Linked DNA regions of Mus musculus: all the other regions are linked to region 3. The links are chromatin loops, found by intact Hi-C in ENCODE. Cell type or tissue: heart. All regions are shown on one strand.

Region 1 (2,500 bases), 1.3 Mb after region 3:
TTTTGAATTTCATATTTGTACAATGTATTAGATCATACTCACATGTACTCTTCCACTTCCACACTCCCTTCTTTTTAAAACGTTGATCTTAAAAATTATTTTATGTGTATAGTGTTTGCATGCCCGTATGTCTGTGAACCACAGATGAGTAGTGCCACAGAGGTCAGAAGAGGGCATCAGATCTCATGGAACTGGACTTACAGAAGGTTGTGAGTCACCATGTTGGTGCTGGAAATTGAACCTGGGTCCTCAGAAAAAGCAGCCAGTGCTCTTAACTACCAATCCAAACTCCCTAAACAAAACACAGAACTGACTTTTGCTGCCTATATCCTTTTGGATGTTGGGCCATCCTCTGGAGCATGGCCACATCCTTAGAGACCAATGACTCTTTAGATCCCAGAAGGCAGTTATCCATAGCTCTTTTTGCTAGGGATGAGTGTTCAAGGGCTACTTCCAGTCTGTCATGTGGCATTTCCTTAGTAAAATACATAACTACCCTGTAATGAATTGTTAAGTTTCTTTTCTGTTACAGCGTGCTATCCTCATTGGCAGGCAACAGTTGTTACGGTTGCTGTATGAACCTGGTTTTTCCACATTTCAATACCACCCAATCCCCAGTTGATATTTCAGTTTGGCTTCCTTTGCCCTGCTTTTACTAAAGGCCTCTTCTCTTTCGTCCCCTTCCTACTTCCTGCAGATCAAGGTCAGGATCAGTTCCACTCTCCTCCGGGATTAACCCCTCCCCTGGGCGCGTCAGCGAGCTGACGTCAGGCGCAGCCGAGGCGTTTCCCGTTAGGCCCTCCCAGCAGATCCTGAGGTGTTTGTTGTTCCGGTCGGGGGAGGCTTGAGCTCTGCCGGTACCAAGGAACGTCAATCATCCAACGTTAGCCTCAGCAAGTTCTCGGTGGTCTCTAAACCTACAGCCCAGTCTTCCAGCACATCGCCACTCAACCGCGGCCCCGCCCTTGGACTCGCGCTGTGGTTTCCTAGGGAACGACGCTGAGCGTCGGCGGCGATTGGGCTGGGTCGCGCGTGCGCAGTGCGCTTTGTTGGTGGCGACCCCGCGGTGGTTGCGGAGATTTGACTGCTGCAAGGCATGGCCCATTTCTCCAGCGAGGATGAGGTGATGCTGCAGGCGATGCTCCGGCAGCTGTTCCAGAGCGTGAAGGAGAAAATCACCGGAGCTCCCTCCTTGGAGTGCGCAGAGGAGATCCTCTTGCGGCTGGAGGAGACTGACGAAAATTTTCACAAGTAAAATCGAGTTTATAAGTTTTTAAGCAAACAAACCATTGGTCCAGGAAAGCTGAAAATGATTTGGATAGAGATTTATTTGGTATTTTTTTGCTAAAATAGCTGATTGTTGCTTCAGTTTTTTTTCTCTCAATTGTCCCTGTGCTGAATTTATCCTCTTTTTCCAAAGTGATTTTTGTAGAGCCTCATCTGCCTCTGTGTTCTCTTCTGTCACAGCAGCTTAAGAACATCAATTGTAAATTATTCTGTTCTTTAAAGAACAATCTTAACATTTAAGGGAATTCCTTTCACATTATCTAAAAGTAGTGACCCCCACCTCCTACCCCTCCCCGCCCCCAGGTCCTTATTTGTGGTTTTGTTGGTCTGTTACTTTCACTGCCTGTTGTAAGAAGCCACTCAACACTGGAAGGGCCTCCCACACTGAGGCAGGTCTGGGTGCCTGTGTAGGGGTAGGGCGCCTATACAAATGTCCTAGACCTACTGAAAGGGAGCAGGTTGTCCAGCTTTGAGGAGCATGGAGAGAGGAAGTGTTCGGTGCAAACTGAAGGACCTTTTTATAATCAAACTGCTCCTTAAACTTAAAGATCCTTAGGGCTCAACGCGTTTCTTTGGAGTTTGTTCATGTAGTGAATTAGGCCTCTCAGCTTCAAGGTCTTCCTCCAGGCGCACGCACGATTAGTTGTAGCCTTTTACAATCCAGTGTTTGTCTCTCACAGATACTTTTCCTGTGATGTTGCTTTTGACTTGGTCATTCAGGTGCTGGGAATGGAACCCAAGCCTCATGCCTGATAGGAGGCAGTTTCTGTTGCTTTTTATTGACTTTTGGATATCTCGAAGTTCAGTTTCTAGAAATGGGCATTAAGGGACCCTTCAGTCCTTTAATGTTCTCTGTAAAAGGTTATGTTTTACTTGCCGTTTTATGGTGGTGTTCTTTATAATTTGCTCAGATTCTCAAGGGAATTTAAAAAGATGTGCAAAGAGTCACTGTAGGGTTTCTAATTTAATAAGTCAGGATTTTTGAGACCTGCATGCTATGTTGCCCGGCAAGCCCAGGATAACCTGGAAATGACTATTGAACTTAAGTATCCCAAGTGGTGGGAGCATGTATCACCATGGCCCAGCTTGATTTTTTAAATTTATGATTATGCTTATGGTTTCCGTTGTTTTTGCTTATTCCCATATAAAATTGATGCTGATAAGAATGATCGGATGATACTCTTTTATTTAGACATATTTGTGTCAGTTTTGT
Region 2 (2,500 bases), 310 kb before region 3:
TCATTATCACCCAGCAAAACAGACAGGAAAGTGGAACACGCAGAGATTAAACCCAGGTCATCTGTCATAAAGTAAAGGGCTGACACTGGTTCAGGGGCCACACTTCGGGAGACATGTTGCCTTTAATCACTGTACAATGCCTCTCATATACTTAGTCAAATAAGCTGCCTTGTACCAAAGTAGATAATGATATCTACACAAAAGGTACATTGAGGATTAAAGTAAATGAGATCATGAATGGATTAAATTTTTCATAATCCAAATCTTGCAATGGATTTTGAGCACATCCCTATGACATAATGCAGTACCTGGTTCACAGAGCTCCAAGAACAGGAATGAGTCTGATGGAGTGGGCCCTTAACAAAGATTCTTTAATTTTACAATTCATGGCATTGAGGCAAAGGCAAATTTCAGGATTCCCTCCAGATCATGTGACCAGGCAATAAAAGCTGAGCTAGAACCTGTTTCTCCAGATGCCAAGGTGCTATTTCTACCACATCACATTGCTGGATAGACAAATGAGGGGGTAATTAGATTCACTAAAGGATGGCTTGAAATGAGTCAGAACATCTGGAGGTTTTACATCCTAACGCCAATGATATTGTACATAAAATGTGGTTGTGTGTGTGTGTCTCTGTGTGTGTCTGTATATATGTGTCTGTGCCTGTGTGTGTGCGCGAGTTTGTAAGGTCACCAATCCAGCCTGTGACACAGTCCATAGCACACTCAAATCTAAATTTTTTGGCCAAAAATGCCCAAAGTCCTTTACCAAAATTTCTTTCTTATCCCCCAGATAAACTTTTCAAATATTTTTTCAAGATATGTGTGTTACACAGTCTACATAAGTGCTCAAATTTATTTAAAGAGATACTCAAAATTTTCAGAAAAAAAAATTCAGTCAAAGAATGCTTAATAATTTGTCCCAGCAAACCCAATGAACCATAATTATATGGACAATTGTATGTAGTCGTTTAAGTGGGCGTTGGTTGATCTGTTTATAAAGTCAGTTGCTGTGTGCTAAGTACACCAGCAGGTGACAGCCTACTAAATCTTTTAAAAATGAAGCCAAACACCCAGGGTGGTGGTCCTCTAGTCACATGGACTTGGCAAGGGGGAAAACTAAGACTGGGAACTTAAACACAGTTAGGAAACAAGCAGAGGCCAGGCTGGGTGGAAGTTGTGGAGGGAAGTGCAAAGGGGCCAGGGGGAGAGAGGCCTTCTAGTCAAGTGGAAAGCAGGTAAAATAATCCATGCAATGTGAAACCAGAGTCAACAGGTCTGGTTATTCTCTCTCCCTCCCGCTACCAAAACAGGAAGGTATCAGAAGGAGAGTCACATGATCACGGGCAAAGTTTTATGACTTCTTTCAGCAATTAATTCATTAAAACCAAAGGCGAATTTACCTGTGGTGCAGCCTGAGACATTTCCAGGTCAAAATCCGGAGCAGTCACAAATTTAAAATAGCACAATTCCAGCAATATAAAAACACGAGGCAGCCACATATGTACACATTCTGGGGGCTATTTCTGTTACAGGTGTTATTTGCCAGAGTTGACAAACCGGACATACAGCTGTGGCTTGCAAAAGCTTGACAGCTAAGTCAGGTGTACTTCACTCATAAGCAAGGAGAAGGGATTCCCTGGACCCCATTCAGGGAAGTCCTGTGCAGATCAGAGGCAGGCATGGAGAGGAGGCAGACAGCAGGAGAGTTTCAGTTCTGAGCACAGGTGAAAGTCTCAAGGATAGCTCTCTCTGCAAATCAAAACAAACCCCCCAACTAGAGCAATTATTTTTAAACGGAGCTAGGGAGATGGGGGAGGGGAGCGTCACCTTAAGTTTTAAAACCCAGAAGGCAACCTACAGTCTTACTAAACATTCAGTCTGGACGGGGATTTTCTAATTTGAGAGGGATGAAGAGTGTTAAACTGTGCCCAGGAATCCATTCCCACCGGTCTGGATCCAGTAATTTTGGAGTGGGGCTTAACTTACCGATTTTTTTTTTTCCCACCAAGTTTGGCAGCTGCTACTGCTGGGTGGAAGGAGACTGAGGGGGCAGGGCAGGGCAGGGCAGGCCAAGATTGCAGAAACAGAGTAATAGGCTCCCGGTAAACAGAACACACCACAAACGCAAGACCCCAAGTGCACCAAGGGCTGCGGAAGGGCTCAGGGGTTTTATGTTAAGAACGAAAGAGACCAGACGCCTCGGAGACCTGAAGAGGCAGAATTAGGCTCCGACGTCACTGAGCAGAACAGAATAGGACTGAAGCTACATCCAGGTGTAGGGACCCTGTAGGTCCTCCTCTGCTCTGGGCAGACTAGGTGACTCCGGGAATGCCCACAGCCAATTCTGAGCGGCATTTCCCACCAGACAACAGCTTCAGACTTTCCTCCCCTGGGAACTAAACCACCCAGACCCGGGATGTAAACAAACGCCCAGCAGGCGGCTCGGCTCCATACTGGCGCCCACGGGGCGCCCCCACCATGACTCAGACCCAGTGAC
Region 3 (2,500 bases):
GCTTCAGCCTCAGTTCCTACCTCCAGGTGCCTACCTGTGTTCCTGTGCAAGTCCCACAATGAATGGCCAGCACCAGGGATACAGAAGCCAAACAAATCCTCTCCCTAAGCTGCCTTTGTTCATCACAGCAATGGAAACCGACTAAGGAAACAGCCTCTCTGTTTTGCAGATTTTCAGTTCTGTTCCAATAGCATCGCATAAGTGACTTTTTTTTGTCACTCGGTAACACATAAACATACTTTCCCTAAAGGTTTGCATCTTAGTCATGTGAGAAGGGATCTTATCTCTCTCAACAGTGGCTGTCTTGTAGTCTTCTGAGTTGGCTATTTCCATATGCTTAATGTAGTGGGTAATTCTATTAAACTTCTACTGCTGAAAATATATGACTTCTATGATGTGGCTGCATCTTCATTGTGAATACTCTGTTTACCCTGCTTTATTTTCTTTTTGTGTACGTATTACCACCCAAGATTTCATTACTTTCTTTCAGAGAGCTCCACTTAGAAAACGTTAATAAAAATAAAAGCTCTTTTTGTCAATTAGAATTTCTAACTTTCATAAGCCCTTTTCTGTATCAAGTTTCTCAACTTGTTTTCACCCTAAACACGTGCTCTCTTTGGGACAGTGTTACATTAAAACATCCTCAGGGGGTCTAAAAGTATTATCTCTGTCCTAGATTCTGTTTAGAAAAGAAACAGAAAATGTTAAAAACACCATAAAAGAAACTTTTTGGGGAAGACTGAAATAAATACATTAAAAAAAAATAGTCTGGGTACAATACCTACTATTCTGACTTGATAACTTATTCGGTATAATTTTCATAGCTCAGACTATCATATTTTTGCATTTAAGGATAATTGAGAATATTCTGTGTTCAATTTTGTCACATAATAAATTTCTAGGAAAAGTGAACTTATACAGAGCTGTAGGACCATTAAGTCAAGCTTTCCAGAATACAGGTGAAAAGGTTTCTTTCAAAAGAAATCTTTATCCTCAAACTAAAGGAGTATATGATTGTCTATCACTGTAGAGGATAGGGGATGCATAAAAGTTTGCTTAGTCCTCAAGAGCTTCTGCTTTTAAAAGGCCTTAAAGTAATAGCCACTGAGCCAATTGTAAATCCTAAAATCACCTCTACAACTCAATACAAATGTAAAGGAAGCTAGGCACACAAACAAACTTTTAGAAGAGCACAGCAAGGCTGTATGTAGGGAAGGCTTAGCAGTTAAGAGAGAGTTTACTGCTCAGAGAGTTCCCCAGTTTGGTTCCTACCACTCATGTGGGTAGGCTCAAAACAGTCCAAAGTCCAAGACTTGGAAGTCTGGCTCCCTCTTCTGCCTTCATTCAAATATGCAATATGCACACACAGACAAGGCCATGGTTAAAAATGAAATCTTTTAAAAAAGATAACAACAACAAAAAAGACTTATTTTGGCTTTCCATCAACATTAGCTTAAAGTTGTACCTTTCAGTACTGGCATTCCAAATAGTATCCCATCTGGGGTGTCCAACCTTTGACAATACATTACTCTGTCATTTACAAAAGTTTTGGGCCACATTCATATCTATCTCAGAACACCTGTTTCTCCATTCCAATCAAACCCATTACATTGTAAATGTAATAGTTTCAGTGACACAAACATTAAAGCACCAACTGTATCTCTAGAACCAATACCCCACTGAGTTTAATTACACGTTGACTGTCCTATTGGTGTATTAGAAATGGGCAATTAAAAATATAAACTGAGACTTAATACGGTAATTAAAAGCCATTAAGTAGCTTGTTTCATTTACAATTAAGAATTCACACGTATGCACTAGTTTAAATTCTCCACAGTCCTTACCGATCAAAAAAGGCAAGAAAGTTATTAAAATGTTTTGGCTAATTGAAGTTATCAGGTCACTTATACAATACTGTTTAATTAGAACCAATTGCCAATACATTTGTGTAGAACTTATAGACAATACAAATAAATGGCCTTTTGCAAATTCACGTTCAATGACCTCAGCTTGGTTGGGGGAAAGAAATTATTTCAGTCCAGTTTCTAATGTTAAAAGACAGCTGAGGAGCGGTCTGCACTGATCCGGTCTCGTCAACCTTTAATCCTTCTGCCTGATGAAAAGCATGAGCCGTCTGTTTATTTTAAGTTCATGCTGGTTAGCTGCCTTTCTTTATTTTCACTTCTTTGTACCAATGTATCAAATTAATCAATTGCTTAGTCTACACAACCAGCAGGGGTTGGGGGTGGGGCACCTATGTGACAATACACACGAAAATTAAATCCTAGAAAGAAATTTTTAAAACTTGGCACTAATACTCAGCAAAAATTCAGTGACATAGTTGTCCAAATATCAGGTATATTCTATTGCTGTTACCTCCTAAAAGCAGGCAAGGGTGAAAACTAGTTTTAACAACAGAAAAGGGCACAAATGAAACGGAGGAGATAACATTTATTTGACATATAGCTAGGTATTTCCCACTTACTCATCTCAAAAACTG
Region 4 (2,500 bases), 1.3 Mb after region 3:
TTTCATAATAGTCTCCTTGGATACTGAAAAAAAACTTTAAAAAAATCCAACTCCCCTTCATGTTAAAAGCCTTGGAGAGATCAGGAATACAAAGTGCATAACTAAACACAAGAAAAGCAACATACAGCAGGCCAATAGCCACATCAAATTAGATGGAGAGAAACTTAAAGCAGCTCCACTAAAATCATGGACAAGACAAGGCTGTCCATCTCCCCATATCTCTTCAATATAGTACTTGAAGTTCTAGCAAAAGCCATAAAACAACAAGAAGGGGATACAATTTGGAAAAGAAAAAGTCAAAGTATGGATATTCACAGATGATATGATAGCATGCACAAGTGACCCCCAAAACTCTACCAGAGACCTCCTACATCAGATAAACATCATCAGCAAAATGGTTGGATACAAAATCTGCTCAAAAAAAAAATCAGTGGCCCTCAGTTATATGAACAATAAACAGACTGACAAAGAAATTAGGGAAACAACTACCTTCTCACTATCCACAAATATTATAAAATATCTTGGTGTAACTCTAACCAAGCAATTGAAAGACCTGTAAAACAAGAACTTCAACTCTCTGAAAAAGGAATGTAACTAAGATATCAAAAGATGGAATGATTTCTCATGGTCATGGATAAGTAAGATTAACATAATAAAAATGGCCATCTTATCATAAGATTCAATGCACTTCCATTAAAACTACAACATAATTCTTAACAGACCTTGGAACAACAATTTTCAACTTCACATGGAAAAAAACAAAACAAAACAAAACTGTATACCTAAAACAATCCTGTACAATAAAATGACCATCCCTGATTTCAAGCTGTACCACAGAATAGTAAAACAAACAAACAAACAAAACAATAATCACAAATGCATGATATTGGTATAGAAACAGAGAGGTTGATGAATTGAATCAAATACAAGATCCTGAAATAAACCCATATACCTATGAACATTGATTTTTTTACTAAGAAGACAAAAAACATACAATGGAAAAAAGAAAGCATCTTTAAGAAATGGTAGTTGTCTAACTGGATGTCTGCATCTAGAAGAATGTAAATAGATCCGATTTATTATCCTGCAAAAAACTCAAGTCCACATGGATCAAAGACCTCAACATAAAACCAGATACACTAAATGTAATACAAAAGGAAGTATAAAGTAGCCTTGAACACACTGGTACAGGAGACAACTTCCTGAACAGAACACCAAATAGCTCAGGCACTAAGATCAGTAACTAATAAATGGGGCCTCATGAAACTGAAAAGCTTCTGCAAGGCAAAGGTCATTGTCAATAGGAAAAAATTGGTAGCCTACAGAAGGGGAAAAGATCTTCATCAACCCTATATCTCATGGGGGGAGTGATATCCAAAATATATAATGAACTCAAAAAGGTAGACACCGACAACCCAAATAAGCCAATTTAAAAATGGGTTAAAGAGCTAAGCAGAGAATTTCTCAACAGAGGAATCTCTAATGGCCAAGAAAGACCTTTAAAAGGTCCAACATTCTTAGCCTTCAGGAAAATGCAAATCAAAGCGACTGAGATTCTACTTTAAACCCAGCAGAACGGTCAAAATAAAAAACTCAAGCCACAGCACATGCTGGCAAGGATGTGAATCAGGGAGAACACACCTCCATTGCTGGTGGGAGTGTCAAATTGAACAACCACTATAGAAATCAATTTGGCAGCTTCTCAGATAATTGGGTATAGTTCTACCTCAAGACCCAGCTATACCACAGGCATATACCCAAAAGATGTTCCACCAAACTACAAGGCACCTTGCTCAACTACATTCGGAGCAACTTCATTCATGATATCCAGAATCTGGAAACAATACAGATATCCCTCGATGAACAAGTGGATAAAGAAAATATGGTTCACTTACACAGTGAAATACTGCTCAGCTATTGAAAATAAGGATATCAAGAATTTTTCAGGCAAATGGATGGAATTAGAAAACATCATACTGTAGGCTTAGAAATTTCAAGACTTACTTAGAGTTCTTGAACGCTTCAACTTTCCCTCTAGCCCACGTACCAGAGGTAAGGGGAAAGAAAGGTTAATTATTTGGACTGTGCAAACACAGGTTCATACCAATTCCAAGATTATTCTGTGGCTATACAGCCATGTATTGTGATGATTCAGGTCACAGCGGTGTCTATTAGAAATTCGTATTCAAACGGATGCGTCCATAAATCTAACAATTCATTCCAAAGGGATAGGAACTAACATTCCACACAACAGTTGCCCTCACAAGACTCTTTGTTCCAGCACACTAGGAAATTTAGGAAGTTCTGTAAATCCTGAGAATTTGACTACAGCCATGTGATCACGGGTCAGCTAGGCAGAGCATGTTCTCCAGCAAAGTTGAGTGCGCTCCCTTCAGCATCTCAGGCACAGGCAGTCAGCAGAACCAGATTGCCCTGGCCATCCTGTTGTTTTCCAACCTTCTCCTCTTCAATCCTGCTCCTGGGGGGCAGTGGCCAATCC

What was found. Peaks named below come from ENCODE experiments on the same cell type or tissue, not always from the same donor. Only the 100,000 strongest peaks of a DNase experiment are listed, where the experiment ranks them.
Region 1: it touches region 3 in a loop (2.9-fold over the local background); 2 of 42 quality-filtered maps call a loop at or near these places.
Region 2: a loop joins it to region 3, with 2.4 times the contacts of the local background. A loop is called at or near these places in 3 of 42 quality-filtered maps.
Region 4: it touches region 3 in a loop (5-fold over the local background); 2 of 42 quality-filtered maps call a loop at or near these places.

What each region holds. Positions count from the first base shown.
Region 1 is chr10:56,227,229-56,229,728 of GRCm38, reverse strand. It overlaps Tbc1d32 (TBC1 domain family, member 32), which reads left to right and starts at 1,040. Exons shown (of 33, transcript NM_001033385.3): 1 at 1,040-1,251. The coding sequence starts at 1,097. In heart, a CTCF peak has its summit at 1,083; a DNase peak (open chromatin) is centred at 918; H3K4me3 peaks cover 1,677 bases; H3K27ac peaks cover 1,545 bases.
Region 2 is chr10:57,794,916-57,797,415 of GRCm38, reverse strand. All of the region lies in intron 1 of Smpdl3a (sphingomyelin phosphodiesterase, acid-like 3A), which reads right to left. Among named protein-coding and RNA genes, the nearest start is that of Smpdl3a, 1.6 kb to the right of the region's middle. In heart, a CTCF peak has its summit at 1,014 (motif pointing right); no DNase peak of the experiment used is centred here; H3K4me3 peaks cover 1,375 bases; H3K27ac peaks cover 819 bases.
Region 3 is chr10:57,487,585-57,490,084 of GRCm38, reverse strand. The region is part of intron 1 of Hsf2 (heat shock factor 2); the gene reads right to left. Among named protein-coding and RNA genes, the nearest start is that of Hsf2, 2.4 kb to the right of the region's middle. In heart, a CTCF peak has its summit at 1,338 (motif pointing left); no DNase peak of the experiment used is centred here; H3K4me3 peaks cover 652 bases; H3K27ac peaks cover 537 bases.
Region 4 is chr10:56,233,943-56,236,442 of GRCm38, reverse strand. No RefSeq gene overlaps it. Among named protein-coding and RNA genes, the nearest start is that of Tbc1d32, 6.5 kb to the right of the region's middle. In heart, no CTCF peak of the experiment used is centred here; no DNase peak of the experiment used is centred here.